Regions from separate parts of the Mus musculus genome. Here region 2 is linked to region 1. A link is a loop called in an ENCODE intact Hi-C map of the cell type or tissue named here. Cell type or tissue: heart. All regions are shown on one strand. Links, peaks and the distances in the headings refer to the core of each region. The heading gives the core; the rest is flanking DNA.

Evidence for each region. Peaks named below come from ENCODE experiments on the same cell type or tissue, not always from the same donor. Only the 100,000 strongest peaks of a DNase experiment are listed, where the experiment ranks them.
Region 2: it touches region 1 in a loop (7-fold over the local background); 17 of 42 quality-filtered maps call a loop at or near these places.

Annotation. Positions count from the first base shown.
Region 1 is chr6:3,339,628-3,347,963 of GRCm38, forward strand. It overlaps Gm20559 (a long non-coding RNA gene), which reads right to left and starts at 6,514. Exons shown (of 4, transcript XR_003956390.1): 1 at 6,226-6,514; 2 at 2,969-3,047; 3 at 1,536-1,669. In heart, for the core only: a CTCF peak has its summit at 6,578 (motif pointing left); a DNase peak (open chromatin) is centred at 6,454; H3K4me3 peaks cover 716 bases.
Region 2 is chr6:3,392,416-3,400,751 of GRCm38, forward strand. Samd9l (sterile alpha motif domain containing 9-like) reads right to left here and starts at 7,156. Exons shown (of 2, transcript NM_010156.3): 1 at 6,853-7,156. In heart, for the core only: a CTCF peak has its summit at 7,191 (motif pointing left); DNase peaks (open chromatin) are centred at 4,006, 5,236, 7,086 and 7,466.

The DNA.
Region 1 (8,336 bases), core at 208-8,207:
CAACTGTTCCACTAAAGGCATTGCCTGTTCAGAGTCTCCAAAAATTCTGCCTGCTGCCTCTGTCATTCTAGCTACAAAGTCTGAGAATGACTCCTGAGGATTTTGTATAATTTTTGTCAGGTATCTTCCAGACTTTCCCTTTTTGGAAAGTGCTTTCCACACCTTAATGGCAGCAGCGGAGATTTGAGTGTATGCTCCCCAATCATAATTCGTCTGATTATTAGCATATTGCCCTTGTCCTTTTAATAATTCAAATGTCCAATTTCTCTGATTGCCTTCAGCAGTGGCATTGACCTTGGCCTGCACCTGAGAAGCATCATGCCACAACGCTTTCTACTCCATATATTGTCCCATATTAGGGAGTGCAGCCTTCACTGTTGTCTGCCAGTCTCCTGGGGTCATGGCTAAAGTAGCAAATCTTTCAATTTGGGAGATAGTGAAGTTGGCACTAACTCCATAATTGCAAACCGACTCAGCAAGTTCTTTTATCTGAATATACTCCACAGGGGCGTGTACTCGCCCTCCATCTGCAGCTTCAAAGACAGGAAATGCCTGATATAATTTTTTCTTTTCCTCCTTTGAAAGAAAAGAATCAGAATAAAATTTCTCCACATAAAGTGGAGGAGTATTGAGACTAGAAGGCCTAGAGGTGGCCTGCTCTGTGTCTCTAGTAACTTTTAATTTTTTTCTCTGATTTCTTCACTCGCCTTTCCTCTGGATGGTATCTTTCTGTTTTATAGTGAGCTGCCTGATATTCTAACTCCTCTTCCTCAGAGAAACTAAGCTCATCTGATTTTAAACTATCAAGCTTTAAAGCCTCTAGTTCCTTTACCAGATAAAGGCTTTTCTTTTCCTGAACTTTCTCCTTATCTCTTTTCTCTCCCCAGGAATTTATTCCCAAACTTTTCACTTCCTCAGACTCAAGGTCTCTGGAAGGGCTTTGCTTCTTGTGCACATTTTTCCTTTTTAGAGCTCTTAACCTATCATACCGCTCCGTTTCTGCCATACTGTCCTGTAATTCTTCCAATATTCCCTGCCCTGTTATTATTGCTGGACGGCATCTCTCATCCTCCAGGCACGATCTCACCAGTTTCCATAATGGCATAATGGCATAATTCCATTCTGTTGTTACTTAGCTAAGTCTCCCTTAATTTCTCCCAAGAGTAAAGAGTTAACGACCCTGAACACACTACCAAGGTGCTATACGTTCAATTTCCCTGATGAATGTCTCTAAGGTTCTTGTAGAGATTTTTATCTCACGCTGCTTTAAGACAGACTGCAGTGCTGTAATCACAGAATGTGAAGTTCCCATACTGCTCCCTTATCTACAGGAGAGACTTAAATATGGGACAAGCACTGCGGCTTATCAACGTCCCTCTGACTGTGCTTAACAGCAGTCAAAAATTTCAGCACCACTTCTGGTGAGTGCAGGATCAAACCAGGAGAAATAGGGTTAACACAGCCAGCACGAGAACAAAAGGCTTTCAGTGCCTTCCTGTTAAGGGGAGGGATTAAGAAGGATCAAAGTCACTTACAGTATCAGTATTCTCTCGGAGCTGAATCCACCATGGTTCTGAACCTGCTCCGGTTGGTCTGAGGGTCTCCTCCCTGGTGCTGCACGTTGTTAAGGCGTTTTTTCCCCGGGTTTCGAGCACCAAGTATCCTGAGCCTGTTCCCGCCAGCAGAAACAGACACAGGACACGCCAGATTCTTTCGTGGTTAACTTTACTTCATAACATATTGAGGTAGACAAAGAAGGCTCAGAAAGTGTGTGGCTTAAATACTTTTTGGTGACATGTCTAAACTAGGACTGGTAGCTACACCCACGAATCTCATGCACCCTAGGGATAGGCTAAACGCCCCAGGGGTTGGGCTAGTGCCCTGGGGGATGGACCAGTGCCCCAGAAATGGGCTGGTGACTTTTGGCGGGTTTTTGCTTTTAGTACATGCGCATATAGCTTGTTCTTTGTTTAGGTGACAATTTGCTGGTTCTGGGTTGGAGATGAGTAAAAGATAGGACTAATTGGAGGATGGTAACCCCGTGAGGCTTTTGAAAGTCACATGGGTGGATGCAGTAGATCAGAATCTGCAGCAGTTCCAAAACCTTAACCAGTTACACACATTCAAAATTAAACTGCATGGATTAATAATAGCACATGCCAACCAGCGTAGCTGATGTTAAAACCCCAGAACCCAAACATTGGTGTATGCAAAGATGGGAGCTTTTGCAATGTGCTGGTAGGAACACAATTTGTTCCGGCTAATTTGAAAGAAGAACTTGATTGCTAATATCCAATTAAATGTATATCTACCTTATAACTCAACAATTTTGGTGGAGAAAAAAGAAGTGAAGTGCTAACTCAGCCACACAGAGTAAGTGTCAGTGAAGTAAGAGGAAAGGAACTACAGTGCCACCAGCACAGAGAACACACTGTGTGAGTGGATCTCACTGAAGTTCAAGGACAGGCAGAGTTGAACTACTTACCGCAGTAGTTTCTGCTTAGGGATGTGTCTTAGTTAGGGTTTCTATTCCTGAACAAACAACATGACCAAGAAGCAAGTTGGGGAGGAAAGGGTTTATTCAGCTTACATTTCCACATTGCTGTTCATCACTGAAAGAAGTCAGGACTGGAACTCAAACAGGTCAGGAAGCAGGAGCTGATGCAGAGGCTATGGAGGGATGTTCTTTACTGGCTTGCCTCCCCTGGCTTGCTCAGCCTGCTCTCTTATAGAACCAAGACTACCAGCCCAGAGATGGTCCCACCCACAAGGGGCCTTTCCCCCTTGATCACTAATTGAGAAAATGCCTTACAGTTGGACCTCATAGAGGCATTTCCTCAACTGAAGCTCCTTTCTCTGTGATAACTCCAGCTGTGTCAAGTTGACACAAAACTAGCCAGTACAGGATGTATTTTCTGTGAATGGGAACAAGGACACTGAATATGGGAAGCTACTTAAATGAACGTACCAAGAAATCAGAGCTGCATCATGCAGACAGACTCAGTTCATATACACCATTCTTCATTTAAAAAAAGCCGGTGCTGCCTCTGAAATACATGATGAAATTTAAAAATGACTAAAATAGAAGCTGTGTAGAAACAAGACTGTCATGTGGCCTAGAAATAAGGGTAAGGACTAGAACAAGTCTAGGTATTCACATCTTACTGTTTCATCACTTTGTATTTCTACAGCAGATTTCAGGACTAGCTTTGACCTCTTTATTCCACTCACAGTGAATTCTTAGTACTGTTTTCTTTAATTTCTTCAAATCCTAACTCAAAGTTATCTGCCTAGTGGATATAGCTCAGCAGTAGACTTGGGCTCGGATTCCCAGCACACGAGAATACCCTCACCATTACTAAGGCTCCTTAGACAAGAGAGTCATACAAACACCTCACTAGGTTTCAGTTTGCAATTTGAAACACTACATTTTATACATATTTGTGTGGTGGATTTTTAGAAGAAAACTTGTTTCTAAACAATCTTCTTATATCTCCTATGGTTTACCCTCCCCCCCAGTATGTGTGTGAGCGAATGTGTGTGCATGCATGTGTGTGTGTGTGTGTGTGTGAGAGAGAGAGAGAGAGAGAGGGAGGGAGGGAGAGAGAGAGAGAGGCAGAGAGAGAGAGGGAGAGAGAGAGAGAGAGAGGTGAAAGTCTAATAGAAAGATTAACATCCTGCTTGCAGATTTTGAAGTGGAATAAACTTCCTGAATAACTGGACTGTTTTCAATGAAGATGACTCTTACCCTATGAATTTAAGTTGCCAGTTTATAAACTGAGTTTACAATACCAGCATATCATTAATAACGCCCCACTCATTCTCTCTGTCCATTGCTTCACTAATATTTTTAGTCAGCATAGGAAATAAGGGGTTTTATTATGATGATATTTAAATTTTTTACTTATTTGCATTAAATTTGTGGACTTGTATGTCTGTGTGCTTTTGTGGGGGCAGGCAGAGAAGGAGGGAGGGAGGAGGAGGGAGGGAGGGAAAATAGCACTCATGTGAATGTCCTTGTGTGGTTTAAGGCATTGGGAGACTCTGCTATTACTTCTCACTTTTTGACTCTGAAGGAGGTTTACTTACCTATACTGTGGTTAAGCGGGCAACTAGCAAGAACCAACAATCTTCCAGACTCCAGCACACACAGGGCTTGGGTTACAGCAGTTCACTACTTCTGAGTTTTGGAAGTGAGAACTGAGGGTTGACTCAAGTTCTCATATTTGCACACACAAGTGCTCTCCTTATTCACTGAGCCACCTCTCTAGCCCTTTATTATGACATTTCTATGTGTTCTGTCCACTTCAAATTTCACAAAAGCAGACAGAAAAATGTTTTATTTATATCTTGCAGGCTTATCTAACCCATTATAGCCTCCCTCAGCCCTGAAGTAGGCTGATTCAGACTTTGACCTTGCTGCCACTGAGAAGGAAATTACCTAAGGTGGAGCCTTCTGACCTAGATGGCTCTTTTGTTCTGCCACCTGCCACTGCTCTCTCCAAGACACTGCTACCTGCTGAGAAGCAGGTGATACATTCTGGAGGAACATCCTATGCTGCATATCACCTACAGGCTGGCTCCAGACACCAAGAATGGACTGGCAGGGGATGGGCCTTCCCCTTTTATAAGTAGACTCTAGTAGTAAACTGAAGGGCCTTGAACAAAATCCTGTCTTGGCTCCATTAACCTCTCAACATCTAATTGCTTGTAGCCCCAGCCTGCCTCCCTGGTGTACCGAGTCCTTGTAAGCCTCAGGCCGGCATGCAGCAACCCATGGCTTCCTGGCTGCACTAGGATGAGCAAAGATATAAAAATAGTTCAACCCAAAGTTATAAACTTACTTATAACATTGTGAGTTTGTGTGTGTGAGAGAGAGAGAGAGATTTCTTTTCTAAGTGGATGGCATGGTGTTGAAATATTGGATTCTCCTCTACCATGCAAGGGACTGCAACAGCAAACTTCCTCATAAACACCTCCATTAACATCTCAGTATGGATGCACATAAGCTACCAAGAACAGCTCAATACCACAATCCTTAAAGTTATATATTTCATATGATCAAAATTCCTATGCCAGAAGCCTGATCAATGCCAACACTTTTTGTTCTTTACAGCTTATTGTAGTAACGTTTATCACTTGATTGGCCTTGTTTTAAAACAAAGTTTCTACTCTTTATTTCCTGGAAAAAGTGCACAATTCACTATAGAGCCTGTTTCTTCATGTCTAAACTTCATATCTAACAACGGCCAGGTAGGTATACTACTTGATGTAAGTTTATAACATTCCAGCATATCTAGCACTGGTGAGAGCAGAAAGGGAAGATTCTGAATGACACAGGCATTGAAAGAGCTGACGTCTCTGTGTGCAGCAGCCCACCTTGGCCTGGTCCAAGCCAGCGGTGAGCTTCGCAGCACTTTCATCATCACAGTTTTCTAATTCTGTTTAATTAGCAAGCTGAAAAGCAAAACAGATCTCCAGAGCATCCATTTCCACATCTTCTGTCCACATCTTCCTGGAGGAAACGTTTATGGACTCAACAGAAATGACCCAGGCATGATAAAGAGATGTGTAAATGACAGAGTACTGCCACCAGCAGTCTGTCACCATTTCCTTCTGAACACGTGATCTCACGTGAGCAAGAGGAAGGAGGCAGGGAAGGACCATCTTTACTGATATTATAGATGTCTAACTCCTGATCCCACTGCCCACTCGTTACTCTTACATAGAAGCAAAGCCTCATATACTCACATGCAACTCTCCAGCTCTGACCCTCAGCTACTCACTCCCTGGTTTTGCTATGCTGTCCAACCACCTCTGCTGCCCAGTCCCTCCCAACACATGAGTGAGCACATGATGGCCATTTGGATGCCTGGTGTCCCCAGGCTCTTGATTACAACAGTGACTAGAGGACTATGTTTTGCACTAATAGAACATTAAAATTTTTTTTTCTTGTTGAAGATGCTGCTTTTCTTTAAGGGCTAATAATAGAACTGTGCCTTATTTTCAAAAACATTTTTTTAATGGAATGTTTATGTTATAGCCACAGTACCATTTACAACAACACACAGACCAGAAATTTTAAGCTCAGAAAATTACCACCTTTGTTTTAGAATATACTTAAAACATTCTGACCTCAAAGTTTACTTTTCCCTCTTCCATAAACTGTTGCTGTAGACACCAATAGCAACAACAATAATAGGAAAGAAGAAATTTTGTACTTACCCAAATTTTCAGATTTCTTCTATATAAAAAATCTTTTAAAAGGAAAAAAAGAAAGAAAAAAAAACTGTCCATTTTAGTAAAGAAAATGTCTGGTATCTGTATTCTCTTCCTCCTAAGATGTCTGTGACAAACAACTTCATTTAGTCTTGGTGGTCTTAACCAGTCTGCTTGTCTACTTTAACACCAGCTTAAACTGGCTGAGAGACACCAGGGTGTGGCTAATGCTGGCAAGAGTGTAAGGAAGTGAAAACCACCTCTGCTTCAGTTTCCAGTTTCGATTCTGATATAAAAAGAGACTTCCTGAAATGCTTTTTTTCTCTTTTTCTGCTCTTTAGTGCCAACAATGCCACCTGCTGGTTTGTTTGGGTAAAACCCAAAGACCTAAAGTCTGAGGGTTTTTTTACCCATTAATTAATTTATTTACTCACTATACATCCCAATCAATCAAATCCCTCATCCCATTCCCCCCAGTCCCCACAGTTCCTCCACAATTCCACCTCCCCTTCTCTTCTGAAAGGGTGGAATATCTCCCCAACCCCCTCAACATCAAGTTTCTGCAGGGCTAGGTGCATCCTCTCTCACTGAAGCCAGACAAAGCAGCAAGGTTAGGGCAACAGGATCCACAGGCAGGCAAGATTAAAGGACATCTCCCCACCCTACCCCTGCCAGTTGTTCAGTACCCACATGAAGACCAAGCTGCACAGTTGAGGTATACATAAGTGACCCTAAAAACTATACAAAAAGAACTCCTACAGCTGATAAACACCTTCAGCAAAGTGACTGCTGGATGCAAAATTAAGTAAAAAAAAAAAAATCAGTAGTTCACCTTTATACAAATGATAAATGGGCTGAGAAAGAAATCAGGGAAACAACACCCTTCACAATAGACCCAAGTAATATAAAATATCGTGGTGTAATTCTAGCCAAACAAATGAAAGACCCACCTGAGAAGAACTTCAAGTCTTTGAAGAAGGAAACTGAAGAACATATCAGAAGATGGAGAGCTTTCCCATGCTCATAGATTGGGCTTGCATAGTAAAAATGGCAATCTTATCAACAGTAATTTACAGATTCAAGGCAAATTATGAGTCTGTTTAACTGATCTCCCTGGGAGTACCAGTTATTTATTTATTTACTATATTTACTATTAGTTTATCATATGTTCTGTTGCTGTAACTGAAGACCACAGACTAGGTGATTCATATATTTTTAAATGTGTTTCTTATGGGTTTTGGGATCTAGGAAGTCCCAGGAGAAGGACCTGCACCTCAGGAGCACCTTCCAGCTGCCCGAGATCTCTGCAGAGGGCACAGATAGAGCAACACAGGTTTAGCTAGAAGCAAGCTGGCTCACTTGTGTCTCTCTTCCTCTTCTAATGACACCACTAAGGATATCATGAGGTTGTGTGACCTCATGGTTGCATATAATATTAACACAGGAGACCATTAACATAAGACTCCAGTGATCTTTAAATCCCCATTTAAATACAAGTTTTAAGAAACTACAGATGACAGCAGTTAATGTATGTCAGTTTCAAGGAAAGCTAACATTTTTATTGAAATGACAATACTTCAGAAGATCACTTTGATTTTGCTATTAGTATTTATAAATTTTTATACTGAACAAGCCATTAAAAGAATAGTGCCACAAAAAGTTGTTAAGCATCCCTTGGAGAATTCAAATACACTATTAATTAAAAAAAAAAAATCTGTTCCCTCTGAGTAAAAACAACACAAGCCCTGCAGTGGTACTGATGGCTAAGGATATTTTGGGACTTTTTAAAAGTGCCATGCAGGCTGCTGGCATAGAATGTGCTTGATGATCTTATCCAGCTAGTCACTCTATATATTGACATGCCAGGCAAGATCTGTCACTGTGCATGGCTGTCAACTCTTTTCTGACTGAATTTGTGTTCTACTTCACAGAAAGAAATTTATGTCTGGTTTCTAAATTTTGTCAAAAGCCTATGCTGGGGACATCAATTTGTTGATGTTTTCCTAAATGAACATGTCAAACAGCTTTCTGAATGTTTATATGTACTCATAGACCTGGACCACTTCAAACCTTGGTCAACAAGTGCTTCACATTCATTAATGAAGAGACTCACAACT
Region 2 (8,336 bases), core at 96-8,095, 53 kb after region 1:
ACCATCCAGTGGAAAAAGAGACAGCATTTTCAACAAATGGTGGTGGTACAACTGGCGGTTATCATGTAGAAAAATATGAATTGATCCATTCTTATCTCCTTTTACTAAGGCCAAGTCTACGTGGATCAAGGAACTTCATGTAAAACCAGAGACACTGAAACTTATAGAGGAGAAAATTCAGAAAAGCCTTGAAGATATGGGCACAGGGGGAAAATTCCTGAACAGAACAGCAATGTCTTGTGCTGTAAGATCAAGAACTGACAAAATAAAATAAATGGGACCTAATAAAATTCCAAAGCTTCTGTAAGGCAAAACGCATTGTCTATAAGACAAAAAGGCCACAAACAGATTGCGAAAGGATCTTTACCAATCCTAAATCAGATAGGGAAATAATATCCAATATCTATAAAGAACTCAAGAAGATGGACTCCAGAATATCAAATAACCCTATCAAAAATGGGGCCCAGATTTAAACAGAGAATTCTCAACTGAGGATTACCAAATGGTTGAGAAGCACTTGAAAAAATGTTCAACATCCTTAATCATCAGGGAAATGCAAATCAAAACAACCCTGAAATTTCACCTCACACCAGTCAGAATGCCTAAGATCAAAAATTCAGGTGACAGCCGATGCTGAGGATGTGGAGAAAGAAGGACACTCCTCCATTGTTGGTGGGATTGCAAGCTGGTACAATCAATGTGGAAATCAGTCTGGCAGTTCCTCAGAAAATTGCACATAATGCTAATGGAAGATCTAGCAATTCCTCTCCTGGGCATATACCCAGAAGATATTCTAACTGGTAATAAGGACACATGCTCCACTATGCTCATAGCAGCCTTATTTATAATAGCCAGAAGCTGGAAAGAACCCAGATGTCCCTTAACAGAGGAATGGATACAGAAAATGTGGTATATTTACACAATGGAGTACTACTCAGAAATTAAAAACAATGTATTTATGAAATTCTTAGGCAAATGGATGCATCTGGAGGGCATCATCCTGAGGGAGGTAACCCAATCACAAAAGAACACTAATGATATGCACTCACTGATAAGCTGATAGTAGCCCAGAAACTTAGACTATCCAAGACACAATTTGTAAAACACATGAACCTCAAGAAGAAAGAAGACCAAAGTGTGGATACTTTGTTCCTTCTTAGAATGGGGAACAAAATACCCATTGAAGGAATTATAGAGACAAAGTTCAGAGCTGAGACAAAAGGAAAGACTATCCAGAGACTGCCCTACTCAGGGATCCATCCCATATACAACCACCAAAAGCAGGCACTATTGCATATGCCAGAAAGATTTTGCTGACAGGACCCTGACATAGCTCTCTCTTGTTAGGCTATGCCAATGCCTGGCAAATACAGAAGTTGATGCTCACAGTCATCTATCCCCTAATGAAGGAGTTAGAGAAAGTACCCAAGGAGCTGAAGGGGTCTGCAACCCTAAAGGAGGAACAACGCTATGAACTAACCAGTACCCCCAGAGCTGTGTCTCTAGTTGCTTATGTGGCAGAGGATGGCCTAGTCAGCCATCAATGGGAGGAGAGACCCTTGGTATTGTGAAAATTCTATGCCCCAGTACAGGGGAATGCCAGGACCAGGAAGACGGAGTGGGTGGGTTGGAGAGCAGGGCAGGGAAAGGGTATAGGTGGCTTTGGAGATAGCATTTGATATGTAAATGAAGAAAACACACACACACACACACACACACACACACATATATATATATATATACAGAGAGAGAGAGAGAGAGAGAGAGAGAAGAGAGAGAGAGAGTGTGTGGAAAAAACTCACATTGTAAAAGGCACAAATATTGGTCCATGTTCCTGGCTTAACTTGTGTTCTCTTTTTCTGATGATTCACAACAGTACCCTGTGGGCATAAATTTTTTGCAACCAACTTTTAATAAGGGTTCATCTTCTCCTCTAGCCTACTACCCAACAGAGGTAGTAGAAGAGAAAAGCTATTAGGATATGAGGGAAGTGGACCTGTTTAGCAATAGTTTTTTGGAGGTGAGCTTGATCATCTTTGGTAGTAGTTCAGTCCCATAGCAAACACAAATACAACTCAGCAGCTGCAGACCAGTTGTCTAGGCAAGTAGACACAAGGCATGAACCAGCAGCTGTAGTTAAATTCTCAAGAGGCTTGTCAATCAGATGCACAAAGACTGTGAATACTGAAGGTAGCTGTGTAGGCAGAAACAAATTGTCTAAAGGTGCACTTGGCTGCACAATAACCTGTTGTAACTGTACCATTTCTTGTTCTCTCAGGCCCCTGGAACCAGGGTTGAATGGCAGTTTACCTTCCAACTTAGGCACCTACCTCTATCTCTATTCACAAATTCTCTAAAGGCACAGCCAACTCCACACTCTTTTCTAACAGAAGAGAATTTTCAGGTTTCCCATGAACTTTATCCAAAAGGGTACCCAAAACTAAAATAGAAGCTGTGTAGAAACAAGACTGTCATGTGGCCTAGAAATAAGGGTAAGGACTAGAACAAGTCTAGGTATTCACATCTTACTGTTTCATCACTTTGTATTTCTACAGCAGATTTCAGGACTAGCTTTGACCTCTTTATTCCACTCACAGTGAATTCTTAGTACTGTTTTCTTTAATTTCTTCAAATCCTAACTCAAAGTTATCTGCCTAGTGGATATAGCTCAGCAGTAGACTTGGGCTCGGATTCCCAGCACACGAGAATACCCTCACCATTACTAAGGCTCCTTAGACAAGAGAGTCATACAAACACCTCACTAGGTTTCAGTTTGCAATTTGAAACACTACATTTTATACATATTTGTGTGGTGGATTTTTAGAAGAAAACTTGTTTCTAGACAATCTTCTTATATCTCCTATGGTTTGCCCTGCCCCCCAGTTTGTGTGTGAGCGAATGTGTGTGCATAAGTGTGTGTGTGTGTGTGTGTGTGTGTGTGTGTGTGTGTGAGAGAGAGAGAAAGAGAGAGAGAGAGAGAGAGAGAGAGAGAGAGAGAGAGAGAGAGAGAGGTGAAAGTCTAATAGAAAGATTAACATCCTGCTTGCAGATTTTGAAGTGGAATAAACTTCCTGAATAATCGGACTGTTTTCAATGAAGAGGACTCTTACCCTATGAATTTAAGTTTCCAGTTTATAAACTGAGTTTACAATACCAGCATATCATTAATAACGCCCCACTCATTCTCTCTGTCCATTGCTTCACTAACATTTTTAGTCAGCATAGGAAATAAGGGGTTTTATTATGATGATATTAAAATTTTTTACTTATTTGCATTAAATTTGTGGACTTGCATGTCTGTGTGCTTTTGTAAAGGCAGACAAAGAAGGAGGAAGAGAGGGAGGGAGGGAAAATAGCTCTCATGTGAATGTCCTTGTGTGGTTTAAGGCATTGGGAGACTCTGCTATTACTACTCACTTTTTACTCTGAAGCAGGTTTTCTTACCCATACTGTGGTTAAGCTGGCAACCAGCAAGAACCAACAATCTTCCAGACTCCAGCACACACAGGGCTTGGGTTACAGCAGTTCACTACTTCTGAGTTTTGGATGTGAGAACTGAGAGTTGACTCAAGTTCTCATATTTGCACACACAAGTGCTCTCCTTATTCACTGAGCCACCTCTCTAGCCCGTTATTATGACATTTCCATGTACTTTGTCCACTTCAACTTTCACAAAAGCAGACAGAAAAATGTTTTATTTATATCTTGCAGGCTTATCTAACCCATTATAGCCTCCCTCAGCCCTGAAGTAGGCTGATTCAGACTTTGACCTTGCTGCCACTGAGAAGAAAATTACCTAAGGTGGAGCCTTCTGACCTAGATGGCTCTTTTGTTCTGCCACCTGCCAATGCTCTCTCCAAGACACTGCTACCTGCTGAGAAGCCCCCTAGATATTCCATAGGAACATCCTATTCTGCATATCACCTACAGGCTGGCTCCAGACACCAAGAATGGACTGGCGGGTAATGGGCCTTCCCCTTTTATAAGTAGACTCTAGTAGTAAACTAGAGAGCCTTGAACAGAATCCTGTCTTGGCTCCATTAACCTCTCAACATCTAAGTCGCTTTCAGCCCCAGCCTGCCTCCCTGGTGTACCGGGTCCTTGTAAGCCTCAGGCCAGCATGCAGCAACCCATGGCTTCCTGGCTGCACTAGGATGAGGAAAGATATAAAAATAGTCCACCCAAAGTTATAAACTTACTTATAACATTGTGAGTTTGTGTGTGTGTGTGTGTGTGTGTGTGTGTGTGTGTGTGTGTGTGTGTGTGTGTGTGTGATATCTTTTGTAAGTGGTTGGGATGGTGTTGAAACATTGGATTCGTCTCTACCATGCAAGCACATCTCACTGTGGATACATGTAAGCCACCAAGAATGGCTCAATAGCACAATCCTTAAAGTTATATATTCCAAATGATCAAGTTTCCCATGCCAGAAGCCTGCTCAATTCCAACACTTTTTGTACTTTACAGCTTATTGTAGTAACGTTTATCACTTGATTGGCCTTGTTTTAAAACAAAGATTCTACTCTTTATTTCCTGGAAAAAGTGCACAATTCACTATAGAGCCTGTTTCTTCATGTCTAAACTTCATATCTATAAACGGCCAGGTAGGTATACTACTTGATGTAAGTTTATAACATTCCAGCATATCTAGCACTGGTGAGAGCAGAAAGGGAAGATTCTGAATGACACAGGCATTGAAAGAGCTGACGTCTCTGTGTGCAGCAGCCCACCTTGGCCTGGTCCAAGCCAGCGGTGAGCTTCGCAGCACTTTCATCATCACAGTTTTCTAATTCTGTTTAATTAGCAAGCTGAAAAGCAAAACAGATCTCCAGAGCATCCATTTCCACATCTTCTGTCCACATCTTCCTGGAGGAAACGTTTATGGACTCAACAGAAATGACCCAGGCATGATAAAGAGATGTGTAAATGACAGAGTACTGCCACCAGCAGTCTGTCACCATTTCCTTCTGAACACGTGATCTCACGTGAGCAAGAGGAAGGAGGCAGGAAAGGACCATCTTTACTGATATTATAGATGTCTAACTCCTGATCCCACTGCCCACTCGTTACTCTTACATAGAAGCAAAGCCTCATATACTCACATGCAACTCTCCAGCTCTGACCCTCAGCTACTCACTCCCTGGTTTTGCTATGCTGTCCAACCACCTCTGCTGCCCAGTCCCTCCCAACACATGAGTGAGCACATGATGGCCATTTGGATGCCTGGTGTCCCCAGGCTCTTGATTACAAGCCCAGGGCTCTTATGCAACCTCTAATCGGGACACCTGAAGTCTTCCTAAATTCAGCAGTAAAAATTTCTTCTCACAGTTATACATATGTCGGTCCCCACCTATCTCGGTGTAAGAGTACAAAATGCAAGATGAAGTCATGAGTCAGATGGATTATTCATACCTGAGCTAAGAAACATATCAGAATATAAGCTTGAGTTCTCATGGCAGGGTTGGAGGCAGAGAGATATGGGCAGAAATACTTGGTTGAGAAACTAAGCAAATACCAAAAAAGGGATGAATTTTCACTCCCAACTTATGAAACTGAACAGGTTTCACTTTTCACAGTGCTCCCTCTAAAACAGTGGTTCTTGACCTCCCTAATGCTGAAACCCTTTAATACAGCACCTCACAGTCTGGTGACCCCCCTCCCCCACCCATAAAATTATTCCCTTGCTACTTCATAACTGTAACTGTGTGACTGTTATGAATTATAAAGTAAATATCTGTGTTTTCTGATGGTCTTAGGCATCCCCTGTCAAGACTCACAGGTTGAGAACTTCTGCTCTAATGCCTATGTTCAGACTTAAAAGCTCTTCCTTGAATCAATCCCCTAAACCCACAGAAGAGGCCACTTTGGAGACTGTATAAGCCACTGTATTAATGGTTTCTTCAGGCTATCCGTGCTTCTAAAAGGCTTGCACAAACCTTAAAATGTGCTGCAGAATCACACATATATAAAAATCCCTTAGGAAAAGAAAACCAGAGGAAGGCTAATTAGAACTAAAAATAAGTGGGGTGTGTGTGTGACTGTGTGTGCATGTATTTTAGAGTGTTCCCAGAATTGCTCATGAGCTTATATAGTATAAAGAAGAGATAGAATTTATATGACTGAACATACACACACACACATATACACACACATACACACACACATACACACACACATACACATACACACACACACACACACAGGCACACACATACACGCACACACAGACACACACACACACACACACACACACACACAGGAGAATTGTAGGACTTGTCAGTTTTTCTCAGAGAGGTTAAAGAACTTCAATAACATTGTTCCCCTAGGCCCTTGAATGACATTTGGGGGGAAATATCAGATCTCAGCCCCTGATTCTTACCAGGCACATAAAACTGCCATGATTCCAAAACTTTCTGGCAGAAGCTCTGTGAACATTCTGTTTTTGCCTCCAACATATAGACTTGACATTAAAGTCCAACACACTATGGAGGATGTAATTTTCTAGACTGCCTGTTCCTTACAGTGACTGGAGGACTATGTTTTGCACTAATAGAACATTAAAGTGCTTTTTTTTTTTCTTGTTGAAGATGCTGCTTTTCTTTAAGGGCTATTAATAGAACTGTGCCTTATTTTCAAAAACATTTTTTTTAATGGAATGTTTATGTTATAGCCACAGTACCATTTACAACAACACACAGACCAGCAATTTTAAGCTCAGAAAATTACCAGCTTTGTTTTAGAATATACTTAAAACATTCTAACCTCAAAGTTTACTTTTCCCTCTTCCATAAACTGTTGCTGTAGACACCAATAGCAACAACAATAATAGGAAAGAAGAAATTTTGTACTTACCCAAATTTTCAAATTTCTTCTACATAAAAAATCGTTTAAAAGGAAAAAAGAAAACAAAACCTGTCCATTTTAGTAAAGAAAATGTCTGGTATCTGTATTCTCTTCCTCCCAAGATGTCCGTGACAAACAACTTCATTTAGTCTTGGTGGTCTTAACCAGTCTGCTTGTCTACCTTAACACCAGCTTAAACTGGCTGAGAGACACCAGGGTGTGGCTAATGCTGGCAAGAGTGTAAGGAAGTAAAAAACCACCTCTGCTTCAGTTTCCAGTTTCGATTCTGATACAGAAAGAGACTTCCTGAAATGCTTTTTTTCTCTTTTTCTGCTCTTTAGTGCCAACTATGCCACCTGCTGGTTTGTTTGGGTAAAACCCAAAGACCTAAAGTCTGAGGATTTTTTTTTACCCATTAATTAATTTATTTACTCACTATACATCCCAATCAATCAAATCCCTCATCCCATTCCCCCCAGTCCCCACAGTTCCTCCACAATTCCACCTCCCCTTCTCTTTTGAAAGGGTGGAATATCTCCCCAACCCCCTCAACATCAAGTCTCTGCAGGGCTAGGTGCATCCTCTCCCACTGAAGCCAGACAAAGCAGCCAGGTTAGGGCAACAGGATCCACAGGCAGAAAAGATTAAAGGACATCTCCCCACCCCACCCCCGCCAGTTGTTTAGTACCCACATGAAGAGCAAGCTGCACAGTCGAGGTATACATAAGTGACCCAAAAAACTCTACAAAAAGAACTCCTACAGCTGATAAACACCTTCAGCAAAGTGACTGCTGGATGCAAAATTAACTAAAAAAAAATCAGTAGTTCACCTTTATACAAATGATAAATGGGCTGAGAAAGAAATCAGGGAAACAACACCCTTCACAATAGACCCAAGTAACATAAAATATCGTGGTGTAATTCTAGCCAAACAAATGAAAGACCCACCTGAGAAGAACTTCAAGTCTTTGAATAAGGAAACTGAAGAACATATCAGAAGATGGAGAGCTTTCCCATGCTCATAGATTGGGCTTGCATAGTAAAAATGGCAATCTTATCAACAGTAATTTACAGATTCAAGGCAAATTATGAGTCTGTTTAACTGATCTCCCTGGGAGTACCAGTTATTTATTTATTTACTATATTTACTATTAGTTTATCATATGTTCTGTTGCTATAACTGAAGACCACAGACTAGGTGATTCATATATTTTTAAATGTGTTTCTTATGGGTTTTGGAATCTAGGAAGTCCCAGGAGAAGGACCTGCACCTCAGGAGCACCTTCCAGCTGCCCGAGATCTCTGCAGAGGGCACAGATAGAGCAACACAGCTTTAGTTAGAAGCAAGCTGGCTCACTTGTGTCTCTCTTCCTCTTCTAATGACACCACTAAGGATATCATGAGGTTGTGTGACCTCATGGTTGCATATAATATTAACACAGGAGACCATTAACATAAGACTCCAGTGATCTTAAAATCCCCATTTAAATACA